Linked DNA regions of Mus musculus: regions 1, 3 and 4 are each linked to region 2. A link is a loop called in an ENCODE intact Hi-C map of the cell type or tissue named here. Cell type or tissue: heart. All regions are shown on one strand. Links, peaks and the distances in the headings refer to the core of each region. The heading gives the core; the rest is flanking DNA. Region 1 has its middle 6.9 kb from the start of Gm36561. Region 2 has its middle 46 kb from the start of Gm36561. Region 3 has its middle 130 kb from the start of Gm36561. Region 4 has its middle 40 kb from the start of Gm30088.

Region 1 (5,691 bases), core at 460-5,459, 53 kb before region 2:
GGCTCAGGGATGGCTGTTCACGGGTAAGTTCTACCAGAGTGAAAAGGAAGATGTAATGCCAGCATTTTGTAAACTGATCCACAAAAGAGAAAGGCACAGGACATTAGCAAACTTCTTACAAAGTCAGGACTGCCCTGATTTCAAAATCAGATAAAGTCATACAAAGGCATACAAACACACACACACACACACACACACACACACACACACACACACTTGACCGACTTCTCTAACAAATATAGAAAAATTCTCAAACAAATAAAGAAAAATCCTCAATAAAATACTTGCAAACTAAATTGGAGAACACATGAAAGACAAATGCTATGAACAAGTTGGTTTCATTTGTAGCTGCCAGGGGCCATGGTTTCCTGGGTTCCTGAAAGGAAAGCTGGGGATGGATGGGAAGGATGGCGAGAGAAATAACGAGCCAAGACAAAGTTCTCTGATCAAGGCTCAATGTTTTAATTCTAGGGTCTGAATTTAAAGGGGGGAGACCCATCCATCCCACATTATGCCAGGAACTCCTCAGGAAAATGAGCCCAGGCTGCTCAGCAGGTGGTGGCTTCTTGCAGGAAGCTGCAGATGTGGCAGACAATAGACTTTACCTAGGTCGGAAGACTCCACTCTAGGTGAGCTAGCAACTGTGGCAAACAAGATCTGAGCCTGTCTGCTCAGTGCTGGGGGAGGGCACATGCATCCTAGGAAAGCAAAGTTGTCCAATATATACAATTCAGTAAATAAATCAGAAATCACAGGATCATGCCTATAGTTGTAGAAAAAGCATTTGAGAAAGTTCAACATACCTCGATGATCGAAGACTCAAATAAACTGGGATTATATGGAATTTACCTCCACATAATAAAGGCTAAATATGACAAACCTACAGCCAAGATTATATGATGTGAGAAAAACAGAAAGCATTTTACATAACATCTGGAACGATGACCCAACACCACCTGCCCTGCTCGTACTCTATTTAGCACTCCGTCTTCAAGAAAATAAGGCAAGAAAAATATAAAAATTAGAAAGGAAGCAGTCTCAATACCACTATTTGCTGACATCATGAGTGCTTATTTAAAGACTACACAGATCCCATCAGAAAAATGTAAATCTAATAAAGACTTTCCATGAAGTTGCAGGACACAAAATCAACAGACAAATTATTGCCTCTCTATGCACCTGTGCCTACTTCTTGAGTTTGCCTTTTAACACATCTCTCTTTTCCCAGTGGAATAAAATTCAGAATACATTTTACGCTGGAGAATAAAAATATAACATTATGTTATTTACACTGCAATGATATGATGTATGCTTTTGAAAGTCAAATTGCTATTGTCTAAAAATGACATGTCATGGTTGAAAAGAGCCAGTTTCTTTCCTAGTAATGAGATATTTTGAAGACACATAGAAGAAAAATGGAAATTAAATACAGATATAACAGATCCAAGAAGTGAGTGGCCTGCCCAACATATCACACAGAATCACTTTCCAATTTCTAAAACTTTCTTAGCCTGGACCTTGAATTTTGCCGAGATCCCCTTTCTCAGTGGTACCCACTGGGTCATTCACTCATTGTCCCTTGCTCTCAGAACAGACCCAGCTGCCTCCGACGATCTCTGCATTTCCTGAGGGTGCCGTTACACTGTCAAATGACTGGTTACATTTGTCTGCCTCCCAAACTTGTGGATCACAGGAAGTAGGCCTGCAACCTGACATCGTGGCTGTCACAGGGAGGCAAAGATTAAGCTTGCTCAAATACATGTAAGAACCAGTACCTAACAGACCATAACATTGCTTGACCCACAAGTCATCCAAAAGAAACTATCGTCTTCGTCTTCATGCTTTCCGCTGCTCTCTGGTGGCCTCCACACTTACTTGCACAGACATGGGGTGATGGTGTGTCTCAGTAGTAGAGCATTTACCTAGTATGTGTGAGCTGCTGGCCTCATCATGGAAAAGGAGAAGGAGCGATGGTGGTAAGAGCCAGAGGACCCGGATGTTTCCTGGGAGGGTCTTTTATCTGTGAATCAACATTTATGATTATGAATCACTTTCTAGAACCACACCGTGGCGCTCTTCCCTCACTCAAGAGTTTAAATGTCAAGCTCTCTCAGTAAGGGCAGTGCTGGGATAGAGGTAAGGGCCATGCTGGGCTAGAGGAGTTCGCCGTGTTTTCTTACACAGCAGCTCATTCATTTACAGTTGCGTAAACAGGACCATAATAGTTATCAATAGCCACAAAGAGAATTATCCCCTTGGCAATGTTAACACCGGATTCAGAAAACAGCAGCCCTGACTTTATTCCTGGGAGAATGTGAACAGTCAAATGTTTGAGCAAAGAGACTTGGGAATGAAAACACCAGCTCAGGAAGCTTCTGGAAAGATACACACCATCCTCCACCGTCTCGGGAATGCCAGCCAACCAGCGGGCTTGGTTTCCCAAGGTAGACTCCCCTATTCTAGACATCAGAGGAAACAGGGAGACACAGGCTAGGAACGGAACTTCAGGGAGACACAGGCTAGGAACGGAACTTCAGGGAGACACAGGCTAGGAACGGAACCCAACACACAATATTTACCAAGGACCTATTATATGCTAACGGCTGGAATCGATTTCATTCAAATGCAAGACAGACAAGTCTCTGGAGCTGGTCACAGCAGTTCAATCCTGTCACACCCCTTCCAGTGAATCATCTTGAAGAGTGTCATGTAAGGTGAACAGTCTCTGTGACTGGAGAGATGGCTCAGTGGCTAAGAGTGCTTGCTGTTCTTGCAAAGCAAGACAAAACCAAAACAAATCAAAACTACCCTCTCCCCCACCACCACCAAAAAAAAAAAAAAAAAAAAAGTTTAGTTCCTAGCACCTAGTTTAGGTGGCTCACACTGCCTGTAACTCTCCAAATATTAGCTGATATAGTCCTCATAGCAACACCGGGAGATGTACATATCCTGTTGTTCCTCTCACCTGAGAAAGGAAGAAACTCACACATTGAAACATAACATCTTCAATATAGCTAAGTTAGGAGTCTGAACCCAGGAACAGTTCCTGACCCTTCACTCCTTCTTGAGTATAAGCGTAACTCAAACTACACTCACACATTTGTTATAGGCAATATCTACTTATTCCACAATCTCTGACCTGGCTGTCAGTTTCAAGTGCAACTTTTAGGGTCTTATGTTTGCGCCACAGTTAAACGCTATCCCTAGATAGATTAGTGTTTAATTCCTTACTCAGCATAGTGACTTTCTGAGCAGGGTATGATGTGAGAGCTAAGTCCAGAGTTTCTCCATCTCATCACTATTGGTGGTGCCTAAATAACTTTTGGGAAGACTGTCCTGAGTATTCTAGAATGTTGTTTTGGTTTGGATTTTTTTAGGCACTTTGACCTCCAGTCAGTAGGTGGCGGCACAGATCCATAGTTGTGACACTAGACTGTCTTCAGCCCTTCCACAGGTAGAATTATCAGGACAGAACCTGGGTTAGAGGTCTATGGGTACTAAGTTTCATTGCTGGTTAATTGATGGAGGGTTTCTTACACACAACATCTATGGATCTAACTTTGCAATGAGTAGGTAGAGAAGGGCTTATATAATCAACACATGTGTGTCTTGGTATAGATTTCACCAGGGAAGAAGGGGCAGAGGGGAATCATGAATCATGCAGGCAGATGGGGGGAATAAATAGAAGGCATTGCTAACACTTCTCCGCTGGACTTATGCAATATGTGAGTTCATGAATTTTTCATTAATATTGGAGTTCCAAAAAAAGGGTTTCATGGAACTTTGACATCTAAGCTGGACACTGTGACGAAAGGAGACAACTATCAAAGGTCAACATTCTTGCCAGCAGGAAAAGCCGATTCCTGCTCACTTAATTCTGTGCCCCCTCAAAGAACCCCAAATGCATCAGCAGGCATGCATTCCTAAGACGAGGAGGGAACAGATGCAGAGATGAGTGTACAGACACACAGACGAGTGTATGCTGGTAAACCCACTGATGCAGTTCCTTTTGGGGGAGCAGTATAGTTGAGAACTCTCAGGCTACTCTCTCAATTTTAGGCTTCTCTTTCTCATATATTCAAACAGCCTAAGGCAAGGGTAGAGAGTAAGATATAATTAGAGGTGATATTATTGTGGACTTCCCGAATGGGAAGCTATCGCCATGTTAGCAGTTAAAATCGGAACCTCTGGAGGATGGAGAAAGTCACCTGTCCCGAATAAATGCCATTATCTGTCATGATATTTATTTATTTATAGATCTACTATTTCCTGACATCCTCTTGTTTGGTTTTGATATCTTCTTATATGCTTGAAATAGTTTTAATTTGGAAGCATTAAATACATTTACTTCTATAGTCTCTCTCTGATCATTCCAGTGGCTGGGTTTTGGACTAGTTCTGTGAATGGGATTTCCACAGGATCTGGTTCTCAGTGATTGTACCTCCCATGCTTAGAGAGTTTGTGAATGGCGAGTTGATCTATGGGCGCTTGTAAAATCTGAGCAAGCTGAGACAATGTGACCAAATCCACTGTGGACTGCCCTTTGGATTGGCAGGGTTGGAGGCTATACTGTGATATCAGGTCCACGTGAGCACCAGCTGTTCATTCACGGCCCTTGGATTACTTTCTCCTCCTCCGTCTCATCTTAACACCAGCAAGTCACCTTCTTCCACTGTGCACGGGGTACTTTCTGAGAATGCCAGGTTCTCACAGGAGTCTCGCTTTGATTTCTAGCAAGTCAGGCCTGCCAGTGTGGACAGCTATTTAGCTGCAGGATCTCTGTAGCTAGGGGTGAGCATACTCGGGATAAAAAGCAGGGTTCCTTTTGTCTCTGTAATAAGGAACTGTTTTCTTTCTTCCCCCCAGCCCACTAGTCACAATACTCTGTATGGAGCCACTTTCGAAATGTGCTCCAAAGTTGTCTCCTAAGTAGCCAGGCAGGCCCTGGACACCCACAATTTACTTTATATGTATCTGTTCCCTGTATTTTCCTAATTGATGAGGAAGCCCATGAGAACAAGGCCCATTCTTGTATCTTAACACATAGCACCTGTGCAATGCACACACTGTGCAATGAGCACATTACTCAATGGCTGAACCCTGTATCCTACGTCTTCCTCTCTCTTGTCTCTCTGATTAAGAAGGTCACATGCTTAGTATATTTTCTTTGCTCATTACTTACTTAAAAATTCCTTTGTTTCTTTGAAGTTTGGTCAGAAGTAGGTAGGCTGGTCTCAAACTCACTACAAAGAGGATGGGCTTGAACTCCTGAATCTCCTGCGTCTGTTTCTTGGGGGCCGGGACAGAAGGTGTGCCTCCCTTGTTACCATCAGTTGATGTCACTCCTTCCTAGGAGCATTATTTGGAAGTAAACTGGTCTTTGCTGTTGTGGTAATAGATGACTCTAAATGTGCATCCTTCTTGTCCTTTATGTGGCATTCTGTAGTAAGAATGGAATTTATCCTTTATCCTCTCCACATCACAGGCTCGCTCGCTCGTGCGCGCGCGCACGCGCACACACACACACACACACACACACACACACACACATAGACACACACATATACACATATATACACACAGACACACATATAAACATACATAAATACATACACACACATACACAGACACAGACACACACACACATAGACACACACATATACACATATATACACACAGACACACATATAA
Region 2 (5,691 bases), core at 351-5,350:
AAGGGCCAATTTCCATCTTCTCCCTGTGTCTGTCTTTCAATGTTTGTCAACAATAGCAAGCAGACCTATTTGGCAAGTTTGGCAAGCATGGCTTCAACATCTTTTGCTAGGGTCATATACTGTAGACTATAGATTTGCCCAGGAAATTGGAAGGTGTGACACATGCTGGTCCTGGGCTGGAAATAATATTCTTCAGCCTGTTTCCTATTGTCAACCAGTTTGGTTTCCTGGATTGCTCCATCCCAGTGTGAAATCCTCATATACTGAAGCACTCCTCAATGAGTTCAACTTGAGCTCAGTCACAGATGACTTCAGCCCCTACCTAGTAGTGGAATTTCATAGGTCAGAGCCTTATGACCTAATGAAGTATGAAGCATGGGACCCGTAGAGTTGGAAGAATTGACTTTTTTTTATTACGTATTTTCCTCAATTACATTTCCAATGCTATCCCAAAAGTCCCCCATACCCCCCCTTCCCACTTCCCTACCCACCCATTCCCATTTTTTTGGCCCTGGCGTTCCCCTGTACTGGGGCATATAAAGTTTGTGTGTCCAATGGGCCTCTCTTTCCAGTGATGGCCGACTAGGCCATCTTTTGATACATATGTAGCTAGGGTCAAGAGCTCCGGGGTACTGGTTAGTTCTTAATGTTGTTCCATCTATAGGGTTGCAGGTCCCTTTAGCTCCTTGGGTACTTTCTCTAGCTCCTCCATTGGGGGCCCTGTGATCCATCCAATAGCTGACTGTGAGCATCCACTTCTGTGTTTGCTAGGCCCCGGCATAGTCTCTCAAGAGACAGCTATATCGGGTCCTTTCAGCAAAATCTTGCTAGTGTATGCAATGGTGTCAGTGTTTGGAAGTTGATTATGGGGTGGATCCCTAGATATGGCAGTCTCTAGATGGTCCATCCTTTTGTTACAGCTCCAAACTTTGTCTCTGTAACTCCTTCCATGGGTGTTTTGTTCCCAATTCTAAGAAGGGGTACAGTGTCCACACTTTGGTCTTCAAGGAATTGACTTTTTAAAGTAGGTTTTCCATATCCAGCACTCCCTCTGTTTCTCCTTAAAGATGAAGGCAGAGGAAGGTGGGCAGGGACAGGAGAGTATGGAGAAGGTCTGTGACAGCAATTCTGTAGTTACAGGAAGAGGATGCAAATCATTAACATCTCATAAAGGATGTGACTGCTCAGCATCTTAGGTCCCAAGAGGTTCAACCGAGTTGAGTAGGGGCATATCCAACACGCCTCTCCTGCTCCCCCTGGCTGTTGATGAGTCTGTTGTCTAGGTTGAAGAAGATCAGAGAAGCTCAACTTGGGCTTCCCAAGCCCCAAACAAGCTCGCTATGGAATATATTTTATCAGCATATTCATCAAAAGATTGCATCAATCAAAGCATAAATATTGGACACGACACAAAAAACTTTGCCAACCTTAAGGGGAGCCATCTGGATGCTTTTTCTTATGCATAAATTGCTGACTTTTCAAATTTCTGTCATACGTAGCATTCACTTCCTATTTCATGTCTAGGGAAGATACAGCAATTACAATCCAACCTAAAGATGTTCTTTGTCAGTCGTAGTTTAATGGCTGACCATCAGTTTATGTTGGTGTCACAGGATGTTCCTGTCTCTGGGCTGTGTCACAGTGACCCAGAGGACCACATGCCCCTTTTGTGTAAGCTGAGCTCCCAGGCTCAGCACCTGCTCCTGTTCAGAGAAGATGGTCATCTACCTAACTCTTTTATAGTGGGCATCTGTGAGCATCTTGTTCTATGCCACTGAACAGGGAGCAGATGGGGGGGGTGTGTGGCGCCTGAGTGAGATTAGGAGAGAAGCAGCAGCTACAGAGCACTGTCGGTTGAATCCGGAACAAAAAATCTGCCACTCTAATCCTGCTAATTATGTCTTCACACCCTGTGACCTTTACTCCAAAGTCGTAATTCCACTAAACCTGACAGATTTTCTGGAAGCCTCATCTGCTCACAGCCACCTTTAGCGTCTAGCCTGTCTTCCTCCCCAAATCTCTATTCCAGTAATTTAAAAGTATTAAGACCTGATACCTCAGGAAAAAAAAGCAGGCTACAGAAATGAAATCTCCAACCTTCTCACTGACTGGACTGGGAAACAGAGTATTCAGTCTCCAACTCTACGCTTGCTCGTGCTTTCAGTGTGAGATACCTAAAAATCTAAGCTGCAGCAGAGTGTGTCAAAGTAACACACACATCAAATATCAATTTAGCAGGCACTTTGGAGAGTGCATTGGTACTTTTTAGTACTATACTGTTCTGATGTTCTTTCCATGAATAGATGAATGAATGAATGAATGAATGAATGAAGCTCTTTGTTGTGGTGTGTATATAGATTTCTACATGTATGTTAAAATAATACACAATAGTGATATTGCACTGCAGACATTTAGCTACCACACCAAGAATTAGTAGACTCCTGTTGTCAGTACCTCCTCCCTCCACACCTCAGGAAGACACAAGCCAGTTGCAGGGTTGTGGCAGTTTGAGTGGGATGTGGTTCCCCAGGGCACATACGGCTGAGCACTTGACCTCCAGCAGGTGGCGCTGTCGTGGGAGGCGGTCGCAACCATGGGAGGAGAGCTGGCTTCCCCTCTTTCTGCTTCCCGCATGCCTGCTGCCAAGCCACGAAGTGAACAGCTTCTCCCTACACACTCCCAGGCACACTGATGACAAGCTCCGCTTGGGCACAAAGTGACAGAGCCAGCCCAGCACAGACTAAAACCCGGAAACCCCAAAACTTTGAAACCCTGCACTAAACTCCAGTTTCTTCCAAGTCCTTTGGAGTCCTTTGTCAGGTATTTGATCACAATAGAGGGAAGAGTAATAAATACAGGAAATTATTTTCTCAGGCTTAGAGCTGTAGCTGGATGCCACCCCACAATCAATCTTTGACAATGAAAATAATAGCAGTAAGCAAACACGAGAAATATCACTATCACTTTAGATTATAGGCAAAGCCCCTTCCTGGCACCACACAGTCAGTGAGGTAGAATCAGGCTGTAAAGCCAGGGAGAACCAGAGTAAACTCTGGGGAGCCAGAGGCTCATGTTTCTGTAGCAGAGTCACAGTCTGTTCAGGGAAGTAGCCACATGGAGGGTAAACTGAAAAAAAAAAAAAAAAAAAAAAAAACACAAGGAACCCAAAAGTCATTCATCCTCCACGTCTGCAGGCTCTGCACATCAGGATCCAGCCAAGCCCAGCTCAGAATGCTCAGCAGACTGCATGTGAAATGAGCAGGTAGCAGGATTCCCATGCCCTTATTCTCTAAGCAATGCAGAGCAGCACGTATTTATATAGTGAGAGCATATGGAAAAATCACCAGCAGAAAAGAAACAAGGGTTCTGCTACTTCTGCTAGGAAGGAAAGGGGGGAAGGCAGGGAAGAAGGAAAGAGTGGGGGAAGGGATGAGAAAGGGAGAGAGGAAGAAAGAGAGAGAGAGGGAAGGAGGGATGGAGGGAGGGAGGGGGAGAGAGAGGGAGGGAAGGAGGGAGGGAAGGAGGGAGCCAGTGCCAGGCACAGTAGGATTGAGAATGGAAGGCTTCTCTTGGAAGTCCCCTCATTTTATGCTAAGGAAGGAGGTGTGGGCTTTGAGATTTAAACAGGATAATGAATGGTAATAAGTAGGAGGAAGGAGAGAGAGTCGGGTGTGTATGGGGCACTGTGTGATGTGCACTTGAAACCTGCATTTTTGTAATCAGTGAGGGGTCTCAGCTCACTGTGACTTGAAGGCCTGTTTATATCAGCAGTACACTGGATCCCTCCATTGTCTTCTTGTAAGCAAAGGATCTGAATTTCTGGGTGAAGCTTAAAATATTTTGCATAGAATACCTGGCATCAAGTCTGTGTGTATGTTTACACATACAAACAAACATACACATATAAATGCATTCATACATATGTCCACACACACACACACACACACACACACACACACACACACACACACACGACAGGAAATGGCTCAGAGGTTCAGAGTGAGTACTGTTCTTACAGGAGACACAAGTTTAGCTCTCAGTACCCACAACAGCAGGCTTACAACTGCCTGGAAGTCCAGTTCCTGAATACTTGGCGCCCACTTCTGGACTCTATAGGTACTTGCACCAACCTATCTATGAACCCAGCATCTTACATACAAAATTTAATAATAAAATAAAATTTCTTCATTAAGATAGGGTCTTACTATGTAGCATTGGCTGTCCTAGAACTCACTATGTAGATCAAGCTACCCTTGAAGTCACAGAAATCCACCTGTCTCTGCCTCCCGAGCACTGGGATTAAAGGAGTGCGCTATTGGGCCTGGTTAAAGATAAAATGAAAACTTAAAAAAATAACTGAAATAACATTTAACCTTAAGATGTCCAGTATTTTTACATCATCTTTATTTTGTGTATTTAGCTTGCTATTTGAAACACATTTTTTTGTGTTAACCACCCCACCCACACACACTCACATATACATACACATATATATTTACAACTTTGTTTACATAGAAGGCTTTTTTTTTCTTTTTTTACATTTTTAGTTTCATTGGCTTTAAAAATATTATGAGTTGTGAGCACAACGAGATACTATTGAAATGATCCATAATTATAATGAATAAATAAGAAGACACTCGTTTGCTCTATCCCTGCAGTAATTGAATCAGGGCATTGGAGCGACTGACATTAAAATGACTGACTGTGAGTTTCCAACTCTCCTTATTGTTAGTTAGAGCCAAAGGCATCTCATAAACTGGGTGGAGGGAGGAGTGGAACAGGAATCAAGTTAAAATAGCCATAAACCTCTCAGTTGTCTGAGGGACGGTTGGAGAAACAGGAATTACTTTTGTAATTTTAAGTGAAAAGTTGTTTACTATAGAGAATTAGCTAACATATCACACGCACACACACACACACACACACACACACACACACACACAGAGAGAGAGAGAGAGAGAGAGAGAGAGAGAGAGAGAGAGTGAATCCTGAAGATATGCTCATTACCCTGAGGCTCCACACATTGAAGAAATTCCTAGAATAAAATGGTTGGGCTGATTGTGAGCAGAGCAGCTCCTGTCACTGCCATCAGAGGGTGGGGTTGGGAAGGACAGATGGCAACAAGGAGGGATGGTCAGGGGTGACTGCTGTGGCTTAGATGGCAGCTTCTTATTGTACCCCTTTAAACAAACCAGAGGGCAGTCTTATTTGAGTTTAATAGAAGAACAGATTAGGTAAAAATCTTAATAGCTACCCAGAGGATTGGTAGAGAATAACTCACACACCTCAAGTTAGGCATAGAACAGCATGCTGGATGAGAAAGGAAACACATGGACTTAAGAGAACTTGATGCTCTTCCAGAGGACTCAAGGTCTGTTCCCAGCACCCATGTTGGGCAGCTCACAACTGTCTGTCATTCGGTTCCTGTCATTCGGGACCTGGCATCCTCTTCTGGCCTCCATATGCACATGCACATAGACATACCTACACACCAGCACAATTGCAGAAACACAACTAATTTTTTTTTAATATTTAAAAGAATGGAAAAGCACCCTTCAAGAATGTAAGTGGGTTAGTAAGCTGAAGAAAGGACCCAGAGCCTCTATAGGACTCTTTGAAGCAACACAATTGGCAGCTTGATGCCAGCTCGTGACCAGTACTGCACAATCACAGAATTATCAAGCAGACATC
Region 3 (5,691 bases), core at 334-5,333, 84 kb after region 2:
CAGAAATGCTTCGTAAGTATGTGTTTTCCATGAAGGCAAGATCAGACCATCTCAGTGCTGAAGGAATTCCCATAGTGCCTATCGAGGAACCCAGAATACAATGAGTTCCCATCCATACTGATAGATGGTCGTGGCAGGTGTGTAGAGGAATGGTTCTTGGTCCTTGGCCTTGCATCTGAGGACTCAGATTGTCTCTGACAGACTGGCTCTTGTCTCTGCTCTGTGCCCTTCCCTACTAGGGCTCAAAACATAAGATGTATCACCTTCAAGTGGCCAAGATCCTTTGGCTCCTTCAGTGCTTTGCATAATTATGTCTGTGACCCAGTGGCTCAGCCAAGTCTCCATTTTGTGTCCTCCAGGTCACAGATGGATCACTGAAGAAGCTGGGATGATAATCCCAGCCTTTACAATCTGCCAGAACTCGAGTTTTGTAATGTGTAAATTCCCTGACTTCTCTTACTTATGGATTTGTGATTTTAGCTCCTGCTCATCTATTTCCTGCTTCCTCATTCCTTGAAGTATCTTAGGAAACTGAATAGCTATAAAATAAGGACAGTTGTATTTACCCTATGTAGTTGTTTTGAGAAGTATTTACGTCCATGTATATAAAAGTTTTACAAATTTGATTTCTGGAGAGTACTCTACTATACATTATGTACACATAAAGTCTACAGAAAGTTATAAAGTAATATATATGCATTTATAATATATATACGCATTTCTTTCTTTCTTTTTTTTTATAAGATCCTTGCTACGTGTATACTCAGGGGGTATGGGTATTTATTTATTTTTCTTTGCAGTTAACTTTGGGAAACTTCTAGTAGCATATGTCCAAACTCCCTGTCTCCAATGATGATCCAGTTGGCCAGGAAGCCTGCAAATTCATTCTCCATTTCAGTTATGTTGGTTTTCATCTCTAGCTTTTCCCTTTTGTTCTCTTTCAAAGTTTCCATCTCTACATGGGAAGTAATTTTTACATGCTTTTTCCATTTGAGCTATTACAGGTTGACCAGAGTTATTTTATAGCCCTTGTGTGGTGTTTTCAAAAGTTGTGCTCTATATGACTCTCCAGCTGATGTCAGGTGTTGGTCCTTGTCTGCTGGCATGCCTTATACGTGTCTATCATGGTCAATTTGATTTTAATGCAGGCAGAGTGAAGGTAAACAGCTGTACCCTGTGGGGTCAATCTGGCTAGCCTTGAGACATTTCATGTCTTGCCATAGCTGTACTAAACCTAACACACTTTTCCTTTCTCTTTTCTTATTTTTGTTTTCTCATCCCTGTTGTCTTTGGGTTTTGATATCAATTCTTTCTTACATGGTGACGGCATCTTGTTGATCTTTCAGCTACAATCTACTGGTGTTTAGTGAGGTTTCTCTGAGGAACCCCCATCACTGTGGTATGAGTCTATGGGAGAGGTACTCTGGGTTGCAGCCATGTGATCAAGCCCAGTCTTTGGGTGGCTTGATAGAGTTAATTTTCAGTAGCTTTTCTTATCTCATCTCTACCATAGACCAGACAGGGATGCCAGACAAGGCTGGAGTAGCATCAGGTAGAGCCTAGGGTAAGCTGTTTCCTGCTTTATAAAAGCTTGATTATGGCGAATGTCCTGTCATACTTCAAAACCGGTAATTTTCTCCTGACCTACTAGAAACACAAGATTTTCCTCAACTGTTTGCCCTGAGACCCTGATTACAATTCCAGAGGGAAAACCTGGGGGAAATGGGCTTGTCAATCACCTTCTCTGATTGATAAAATGGTCACATACATTTCTCAACAAGGACAGCTCCTCCGACTTTCTGTCCCCCATAGGCACACCCAACTGTGACTCTCTGCATTCTCCCATTCAGATTCCAGGCTGACAATGTCTCTGAGGCTTCAGTATTCTGTCAGGTTTAAGGGAAGCTTTCTGCTTTCAGGCTTCTGAACTTGTCATCCATGGGGACAGCTGTGATGTCTCTGTTTCTGTGTCACTGTTTAGGCTGTGCAAACACAAATACAGTAAACACTGAAATCTCATCTGCCCCTCAGCTTCAGGCCAGTATTTTGGCATTTTGAGATCCCTCTTCAATTCTGCCTGTGTTTTGGTGCTGAATTCTGAATTTGGCAAGTATCTACTATATTCCAAGCTCTGTTTCAGGTTCTGGGAGGCCAGAGGAACAAACAGATGTTGTGGGGCTGGAGATGGCTCAGACATTAAGAGCACTTCTTATTCTTTCAGAGAACTGGGGTTTGTTTCCAAGAACCCACACTAGGGAGTGTAGAACCCCATGTACCTCCTACCATATGGGATCCAACACCCTCTTCTGGACTCTATTAGCACCCACCACACGTGCGTGCATGCATGCACACACTTGCGCACACGCACATGCACACACACACACACACACACACACACGAACACACATGGTCACACACACATACACTCATATACATATACATAAATAAGTAAATAAAAATATTTAAATGAACAAGCAGGTGTGATCACAGTCTTGTATTTGAGACCCCAAACCCTGCTTCTACCAGCAGCTTCAAGTTTGAAACTTCTCTATAGCATCTCAACTCTACCATCACCGTCCACTTTGGCATTCCTTCCCTGTATTCTCACATCCTTTCTGGGCTTTGGGCCCGATTCAAAGTTTACAGTCTTTAAAAAGATGCAAATCTTGTGTCCATAGCGATCGTCTGCCCTCTGGGTTCTTCTCACTTTCTGCCTCTCATGTTTGGGTAATATGGAAGAGTGTCTGTGGGTTCCATGTCTGACACTGAGTTAGAGGACTGTTTATAAACAGGAGCCATGGGAACTCCTATGCTCAGTGTTCCTCTGCTCCTGCAATAAAAGGCAGGGCAGGTTCATTTCAGCTCCTTGTTCATCACGGTGAGGCAGGAGTGGCAATAGGAATTTACAGCAGCTTGTCACACCTCATCGGCAAAAAGCAGAGAATGGGAAGCGACTGTGCTTAGCCGACTTATCCAGAACCCCACCCCAGGGAACAGTGTGGTCCACTTCTGGAACTTCTCCCTCAGAGGTCAGGTCTCCTGCTGATGTCACTTGTCTTCACAAGCAAGGTTTGCAACAGAGCAGTGTGCAAGCAGCTGGTTAGCTCATTTCCTGTTCCCCTATCAGTGGAAAGTTTTCTAAAACCATTAAAAAAAATTCAGTCTCATCTGTAGGTACAATCTACAAAGAAGAGAAGAATTCAATTCAACAAGGTTGTCGTCTGCATGCAGCTGAGCACGGAATAGCCTTTAGAGCACATCTGCTCTCTCTGCCAACACCAACCAGGCCTGCGTGTTTCCTCAGATCATGGTCCAGGCTTATCAGATCGTTTCTGTGAAATCCCTTGCCTCTCCCATGCCCAGTATGCACTTGACTCCGAAGTGACTGGATGGTATCTGCAAATGTGGATCGTGTTAGGATCCATCGCTTTACTTGTAGTACAATTATGCATGTGCACTGAACGACTTCAAGCCTTTCTTGTTAAAAATAACTGCATGTTCCACAGACATTTCTATAAATATATCCAACATTTCAATGCTTTCTATATATATCCAGTGTGGTTTCCTCACTATAGACCATGCAGACACATATGTGTCCAGCCCTACTAGCTTCGATTGCCAGGATGAGCTTTTGATGAATGTGAGGAATGCTTGCTTTCCCAGACATATGGTTTGGGCATCAGTTTTCAGGCCAGACCTATGCTCAGCACAGAGATGGAATGTACCAGATTTGCTTGTGTAGCAGCCGCTCACGCAACCCACATTTCCAAATGTCAAGGGGCATTACATCAAGGACAATCCCTATTCTTCCTGCCCTGGGTGTTTGCTCGAGCGACCATCCCACAGCCATCGAGACTCACAATGCTCCGCCGTGTTACCGGGAAGAACTAAGTAATTCACCAGTGGTGTCCAATAAGGACTACCCAGAAATGTCCACATTGATAATCTGAAGTATCAAAAATACTTTGAATGCAGCAGCTGCTGAGATCAACAGGTTTTGTTATTATTAGATTGTGTTCAGATGTTGTACTGGCCGGTTTTGTGTGTCAACTTGACACAGGCTGGAGTTATCACAGAGAAAGGAGCTTCAGTTGGGGAAGTGCCTCCATGAGGTCCAGCTGTGGGGCATTTTTTCAGTTGGTGACAAAGGTGGGAGGGCCCATTGTAGGTGGTGCCATCCCTGAGCTTGTAGTCTTGGGTTCTATAAGAGAACAAATTGAGCATGCCAGGGGAGGCAAGCCAGTAAGGAACATCCCTCCATGGCCTCTGCATCAGCTCCTGCTTCCTGACCTGCTTGAGTTCCAGTCCTGACTTCCTTTGGTGATGAACAGCAGTGTGGAAGTGTAAGCCGAATAAACCCTTTCCTCCCCAACTTGCTTCTTCGTCATGATGTTTGTGCAGAAATAGAAACCCTGACTAAGATGTCATAATGGAAAAGACTATTTGAGGTCTATACATACCTGTACTATTGTATTGGATAGCTTTATGTCAACTTGACACAAGTAAGAGATAGCATGGAGGAGAGAGCCTCAATTCAGAAAATGTTTCCATAAGATTGGGCTGTAGGCAAGTCTGTAGGGCATTTTTGGGAGAAGGGCCCAGCTGATTGTGGGTGGTGCCATTTCTTGGCTGGTGGTCTTGCATTCTATAAGAAAGCAGGCTGAGCAAGCCATGGAACCAGGCTAATAAGCAGCATCCTTCACGGCCTCTGCGTCGGCTCTGACTTCCTTCAGTGATGAACACTGATATGGAAGTTTAAGCCTAGTAAACCCTTTCCACCCCAAGTTGCTTTGGTCATGGTGTTTCATCACAGCAATAGACTAAGACAATGTGAAAACACAGTTAGAAGCAACTGTCTTATATTATATTGGAAGTAGAGATATTAATATCAACACATGGTTTCTGAGATAGACAGTCAGACCAATATGAGTGATACACAATAGATAGATGGTAGGTAGGCAGGTGGTAACCCTAACTAGGACAACGATCAACATAGCAGAAGATTTATCAATGAAATCCTAATGAAGTCAAACACTTGGACTTGTCTTTCATGACATTGCTGAACTGGAAGTCTCTGGAAAGAAGCATTTGGCACACATCACAGGTCCTGCCATTGCCACGACTGTCAGCTTTTGTTCAAGGTTCAAGTGTGTCAGTCCCTACAGTTTTAAGGACCTTGTTATGACAAAGCAAAGCTCATATGGACAATTAGCCAGGATGGGTAGGGACAATTCTTTTTAAATGAAGATATAAAATAATGTAAGTCAAAGCAAATAGTAGGGAGGATAGTGACAGATGAGATGACAGCCAAACCAGGATTTGACAGAAGCACATTCGGGCTGAGAGAGGGAGTGTGTGGAGTGACACTGTGACACTGAATGTCAAAGCCCATTCGACCTCTTCAGAGGAGCCTCAACGGTGCGGCCAAGAAAGCAAGGCCAACAGTGTCAGGAAATGAGATCTAGGATGTGATACGGGTGTGGTGCTGTAGACCAAAGAGAGGGACTCATCTGCATCAGCCTCAAGGATGATTTCAAGGATGCTAACAGAGGCATTCTTTCAGTCAGCGATACAGTAAAGGGCTTTAGAATTAAGTCTTTGTCAGGACAAATTGGCTAGGATTATCCAAGCCTGGGTTTTTGTCCTGTGTCCCACGCATGGTCACATACCTACTCAGGAGGTTGAAAGAGA
Region 4 (5,691 bases), core at 321-5,320, 500 kb after region 2:
ACAGCCACCTGTAACTCCAGTTCCAGGGGATCCAGAGGCCTCTTCTGGCTTCTGCAGACCTGCATTCATGTGCAAATACATGTGGAAACACATATATAATTAAAAATAAATATTTTAAAGGCAGAAGAATCCACCAGGGAGACGGGGAGACAGAAGGGGAGCCAGGAGACCTTTGGAACCTGAGATTCACCTACTTGGTTTTATTACTGGCTTTGAAGGTGGAAGAAGGCGCCACCAGCCAAGGAATACAAGATGCCCCGGAAGCTTAGAATAGCCCTCAACTGACAGGCAACAAGAAAACAACCTTTCTGCCTCAAAACAGCAAAAACTGAGTTTTCCAACACTCCAAATGATCCTGCAAACCAGATTGCTTTCCAGCCTTGAGAAAGGAACATAGCCCTAAGGACATCTCGGTCACAAGCCCATAAGAGACAAAAGTCTCCTGTGAGACTTTGGACCCATAAGACTGTGACATGCCAGACTTGCATCATTGAGTTTAGCATAATTTACTATAGCAGAATAGAAAACTATCTACATAGGCACAGTTCCCGTAGTCTGTGGAGGGAGCCTTAGTCAAAACACTGATCATTTTAGCTCTTGTTCCACACTTAACCTCAGCAGACAGCCTGTTGAGGCCACCATGAAACACAGCTGCCATTGGCCATCCATCCCGGGAAGCCTGAAAATGGAGGCCAGAATCCACTCTTGTATGTTTCCCCCATGTATGTCTTCATGCAACAAACCACAAAGCTCTACTGTCTTGGACAGGTACCAAAAAACTAGGGAAGGACCTGACCTAAGCCAACCAAAGAGCGACCCAGCAGCCACAGTCTACAGCAGTGGACAAAGCAACTGAATCCTCTATTGGACACCAAGAATCAACAGATGATGGATGGCTGTTGGAAGAAAGGGCACAGAGTAAAAGGATTTTAAACAGCAAAGGCAATTCAGAAGCTAACAGAAAGATAGAGACCAGCCCACCAGGAAACCTTGATGTTTTTAAAAGGAGGACAGAAGAAGAGGAACATGGGGCAGTTGTCTGATAAGAGCACTTCCCAAAGGCAGGACATTATGATACAGAAAGGGAATAAAGGCTCCCTAGCCCTGAGGGAGCATGAGAGAAACAGACAGAGTGAACCCTGCTGACCATGAGCAAACGTCTAGGCTCCAGGAAGCCAGCTGAGACATTCCCCGTTGTCTACTCATTCTTCACGTCCTTCTATCAAGCTTTTCCCTCCCTGGTTGATGTGATGTCTCTTTTCTATGGAACTGAAAGAGCCTCAGTAGCACAGGTTCACCAGACTCTGCAGACAGTGGCTGACCTGCTGTGCCGAGGTAAAATGCGTTTAGAATCCTTTGTCCCTGAGAAGGGTGGGACCCCTCTGGAGTTCACTGCTTCTTGTCTGTTAGGTTGTTTATTGAGAAGTCACCAATGAATCTCCAGAAAGTACTCTGTTAACCAGTCACATCCAGTATCACTTACACAGAAAAGGTTAGATTCGACAAAGAGGAAAGAGAAACTTCCTTAACCCAAGCAACGTATCTGTCATCAACTAACATGAGTGTTATAACTACAGTCTGGAACCAATCACGTCAAGGTGTGAGTCCTTTCTCCCTTCCTGAACGGTAACTATCGGTAACTATCGGGACTCAGTGGGTAAGAGCACTGGCTGCTCTTGCAGAGGACTCAGGTTCTGTTCCCAGCGCCCACATCCCTCACAACTGTCTCTAACTCCAGTTCCAGGAGATTGGACATATTCTGGTCTCCTCTGACACTGCGTGTGTGTGTTTCATAGACGCACACGCAGGTAAAACACCACACACACTCACACTCTTTTAGATAAACTATCAATTTTGGGTAAAAGATTTTAAAGTTTAATAATATATTTAATTATATCCATAGTATGTATGTGTTGGTTCACCACTTTGGGGGACTTATGACAATTTTTCTGACAAAGAGGCTCAGAGTCTTTGTAACAGAATTAAAGACCATCTTGCTCCCCTTCTACCATAGCATTTTATCTCCCTCAGTGACAGCTCACGAAAGAACCTGCTGTGTGGGATTTACTAGCGAGAATAACCTTCTACTAACAGTAAACAACAGATCTACCGCTCAGAAATATCAGCCTCAGAGGAAACAGACAGACAGGCTCAAGAAGACATGATCTGATCTTGGTTTCCCTGTTTCCCTTTTAGGGTGGCAATAAGCCATCTTGAACAGTCGAGTCCCAGCCACTTGATTACACGTGACAATCAACCTCCACAAGAACAATTGAGCAAGGCAGGCAGTGACTGGGAGACTTCACACAGGGAGCTAGAGTAGAGGGACCGGACCCCTTAGCCAGCTCTGTGGGGCTGGTCCTGCAGTTGAAATGCCTTCTTCAAGCCCACCTTGTTTCTGAGTGTCTCTCTGAGCAGGGTTCCAGCTCCTACTGTGACCTGCCTGATTGAGTAGCTAAGCACTTTAGGAAGGCAGGCTTGCTTTAGGACCTGGTGCCACCTGTTGGTCAATCCATGACCAACATTTCTGTGTCAATCCCACCAACTTGTCCCAAGTCAGTCTGTGCAAGAAGCCCTTTGAAAAACAGAAGCCATCTCAAGAGCATTCCCTTCAGCCTCATTTCCCTGCGCCTGCCTGTTGGTGCCAATAAAAATGGCTGAATTGTCAGATCAGTCTCTGGACTTATTTAGTAGTGGGGAGAAAGTTGCTTAAATTCAAATTTACCAGAAAATAAGACAATTTCTTTCCACATGCCCAGTGTGCCGCAATGATCACATGACTCCGGGGTAACCATGCCAGTTTTCCTGCCTGTACACAAATATGACTTCTTCGCACTTGTGTTGCTGTGTGAAAAAGCATCGGAAAGTTCTGGAATGACAGCTCAGAGAATTAAGACAGCAGGCCAGTTCAAACGTCCTCCTTTTCACTGGTGAGGTGGTTTTAAATAAAATATTTCTGGCATTTGTCTTCCATATCTTAAAGTGGTTATCACCTTACCAAGCCCCAGAGAGCTACCTGAGGTAACATGTGGCTACCTGAGGTGACATGTGCAGCGTAGAGATGGACATTTGAGCCACCACAGTTATGGACACTTATGAGAAGTATTGAATCACAAAATTGATTTTACAGGACATCTTTCCATGCCTGGGAGCTCTGTGTGAGCGTAGTTAGAAAGGCACACGTGGCACAGGAGTGCACACTGGGATCCTCGTTGCTCATACAGCCCTGGAAGTTTATTAAATCAGGCTTCGTGCCTCGTTAAACAAGCTTACATAGCAAATGACTGGGCACTTGCTAAGGGTCTCTCCCATTCAGCCTTGCATCGGGCTGTCTCCTGCTACTCTGCCCTCTCCATTTTAAATATAGATGGAGACTAAGAGAGGTGTGTTCTTTCCTAGAGGCTCATCCACTTTTCATCTGTGTGTGGCATCCACACAACTTCGCTGGCTCTTTGGAGTTTTATTTATGACTCTGTTAAAAACACCGAGCGCCATATATAATTTAACGATGAGGACAAAAGTGTGTGCATGCAGCAGGATGCCCCTCACAAGATCATAGATCTGAGCAGGGGTTGAAGAGCCAAGAATTCTCTTCTTAAGAGACTGAGAACCAGATGTTGTAAAAACAAAAGAAATTTTAACTTGTGATTTTTTTTTCCATTCTATTACCAAAAGAACCAAAGATGACTGCGTTAACCCCTGTACTAAGGGACAGGACTGATATTGTTCCATACTAATGTGGCATTACTGTGTGGTTGGAAGTTATGGATAGCCCCATCAAGAGAATAGATTGGCACAGGTTATCCACAAAATACGTTTAGCGATATTCTGGCAACGTCCTCTGATGTAAGAGCCTGCATTAGGGATGTTCATGTTCATGGCCACACAGTCTGAGGCATTTTTCCTCTTAGCCCCAAATGTACTTGTATAGCCCTCACAGATAGCCCCTCTATCTTCAAATGTACCCGAGACTCTGACGACTGTCACAGCTCTTGTCAGCTTGACACAAACCTACTAACGTCTGGGAAGAAGGACTCTCAGATGACAAACTGATTCCATCAGAATGGTTTCTATACCATTTTCTTGATGGCTGATAAACACAGGAAGGCCAGCCCCTGTGGACAGTGCCATCACTAGGCAGGTGGTCTGACCAAGCCAGGGAACAAGCCAGAAAGCTTAGTTCTCCATGATCAGCTTCAGTTCCTGCCTCAAGTTCCTGCCTTGACTTCCCTCAGGGATGGACTGTGACCTATAGACAATAAAACTCTCTCCTCCCACAACTTTCTTCTGGTCCTGTGGGGCGGTGAGCTAGTCGAGCACAGGCCTGGAATCCTGGTGACCCTAAGGGACCGAAGGTGTTCAGCCATGCCTCCTGGACCCCTCCTGGACCCCTGACTCCTGTCGCAGCTACAGCCTCCCACCACCATCACCTCCACCCCACCCCCCAGAGAGGTGTGTGGCCATCAGTCATGTTCATGTAGGCAATGCTCCAAGCTCCTGGTATTCTGTCTGGATTCCACCCCCACAGTTACCTGGCAACAGCCAGGTATGAGCCGCCCCACGGTTACCTAGCAACAGTTAGGTGGGCCCAGCCCACTATAAAAGGAGCTGTTTGCCCCCTCCTCTCTCTCTTACCTCTTATTCTCTTGCTCTTACTCTTGCTCCCTTGCTCCCCCTCTCTCCACCTTCTCTCCCCCCTCCCCTCCCTGTGTGGCCATGGCCGCCCTCTGCTTCTCTACTCTTCTCCCTCTCTCTGCCTTTCTACAATAAACGCCTTAAAAACCATGGATTGTCTCTTCTCATTGGGACCGCTGTGTTGGAGCAATGGAGCAGGTCTTCCCCGAACAAGCCACGCGTCTAACCTCCCACCAGGAGGACTCCTTGCACAATAGCCACGGCTTCCGCCAACCCAAGACGTTGCAGACCAAGCCAAAGGCTCTCATCCCTGCAGTAACCAGCTGGAGCTCTCTCCCCCTGCCCTTTTCCCCTCAGTCCCCGGGGCCAGAGTCCGCCCGCCATCCCCACTCTGTTTCTCGCCTCTTCTGAGACATCCAGGGGCACCTGAAATGTCCAAGACTGAAAACCTGACGTCCTTGGCCTCCTTGCGGCCCAGGGACCCCCAGAACCGGCACGGCACTTCCTCAGTGCTCAGCGGTGTCTGTGGTGCCTGAGAATCTGATCCCGATTCCGGCAGTTCCGAGGGGACCCCAGACCGCTCCTTCGCCACCCCCGGAGCGGGGGTCCTGCGTCTTCTCACAGCCCAACGCCTGTCCAGTGGTTCCATAGGGGTGTGCACAATCCAAACTTCCGGGAGTCTCGCCTCGCCCAGCGGCCCTAGCGTACATGGGACCCCATTTTTACCCCACATGGTCCGTGTTTTACCACAACAATAAAACACTCTGGGAAAAGAGCTTTTGGAATAGCTTAGTTCTGTACTTTACACCTTGTTATTAACACCATAAATTTTTTTAATTAAAAGCCATATTCTATGATAATGAGCAACACAGCAATTTAGTAGCAAACACACAATAGCAGTATAAAAACATAAAGGTATGTGTAGTAGGTAATGTTAAGGAGAAGAATATACATATTTTTCTATAAAGTTGAAGGCTTTATAGAATTTCTGAGGCTAGCAGAAATTATGTGTATGTAATATAGATGAAGATGCCGTGATCATCAGCGATATCCAAT

The links. Hi-C counts contacts between places; a loop is a spot of excess contacts. Peaks named below come from ENCODE experiments on the same cell type or tissue, not always from the same donor. Only the 100,000 strongest peaks of a DNase experiment are listed, where the experiment ranks them.
Region 1: a loop joins it to region 2, with 2.1 times the contacts of the local background. A loop is called at or near these places in 4 of 42 quality-filtered maps.
Region 3: it touches region 2 in a loop (2.5-fold over the local background); 2 of 42 quality-filtered maps call a loop at or near these places.
Region 4: a loop joins it to region 2, with 11 times the contacts of the local background. A loop is called at or near these places in 6 of 42 quality-filtered maps.

The regions. Positions count from the first base shown.
Region 1 is chr1:189,025,041-189,030,731 of GRCm38, forward strand. No RefSeq gene overlaps it. Among named protein-coding and RNA genes, the nearest start is that of Gm36561, 6.9 kb to the right of the region's middle. In heart, for the core only: CTCF peaks have their summits at 2,048 and 3,395 (motif pointing right); no DNase peak of the experiment used is centred there.
Region 2 is chr1:189,078,412-189,084,102 of GRCm38, forward strand. It overlaps the pseudogene Gm18698. Among named protein-coding and RNA genes, the nearest start is that of Gm36561, 46 kb to the left of the region's middle. In heart, for the core only: CTCF peaks have their summits at 1,255, 2,560 (motif pointing right) and 4,139 (motif pointing left); a DNase peak (open chromatin) is centred at 2,600; H3K27ac peaks cover 323 bases.
Region 3 is chr1:189,162,288-189,167,978 of GRCm38, forward strand. No RefSeq gene overlaps it. Among named protein-coding and RNA genes, the nearest start is that of Gm36561, 130 kb to the left of the region's middle. In heart, for the core only: no CTCF peak of the experiment used is centred there; DNase peaks (open chromatin) are centred at 2,154 and 3,094.
Region 4 is chr1:189,577,075-189,582,765 of GRCm38, forward strand. No RefSeq gene overlaps it. Among named protein-coding and RNA genes, the nearest start is that of Gm30088, 40 kb to the right of the region's middle. In heart, for the core only: a CTCF peak has its summit at 2,513 (motif pointing left); no DNase peak of the experiment used is centred there; H3K4me3 peaks cover 690 bases; H3K27ac peaks cover 470 bases; H3K27me3 peaks cover 289 bases.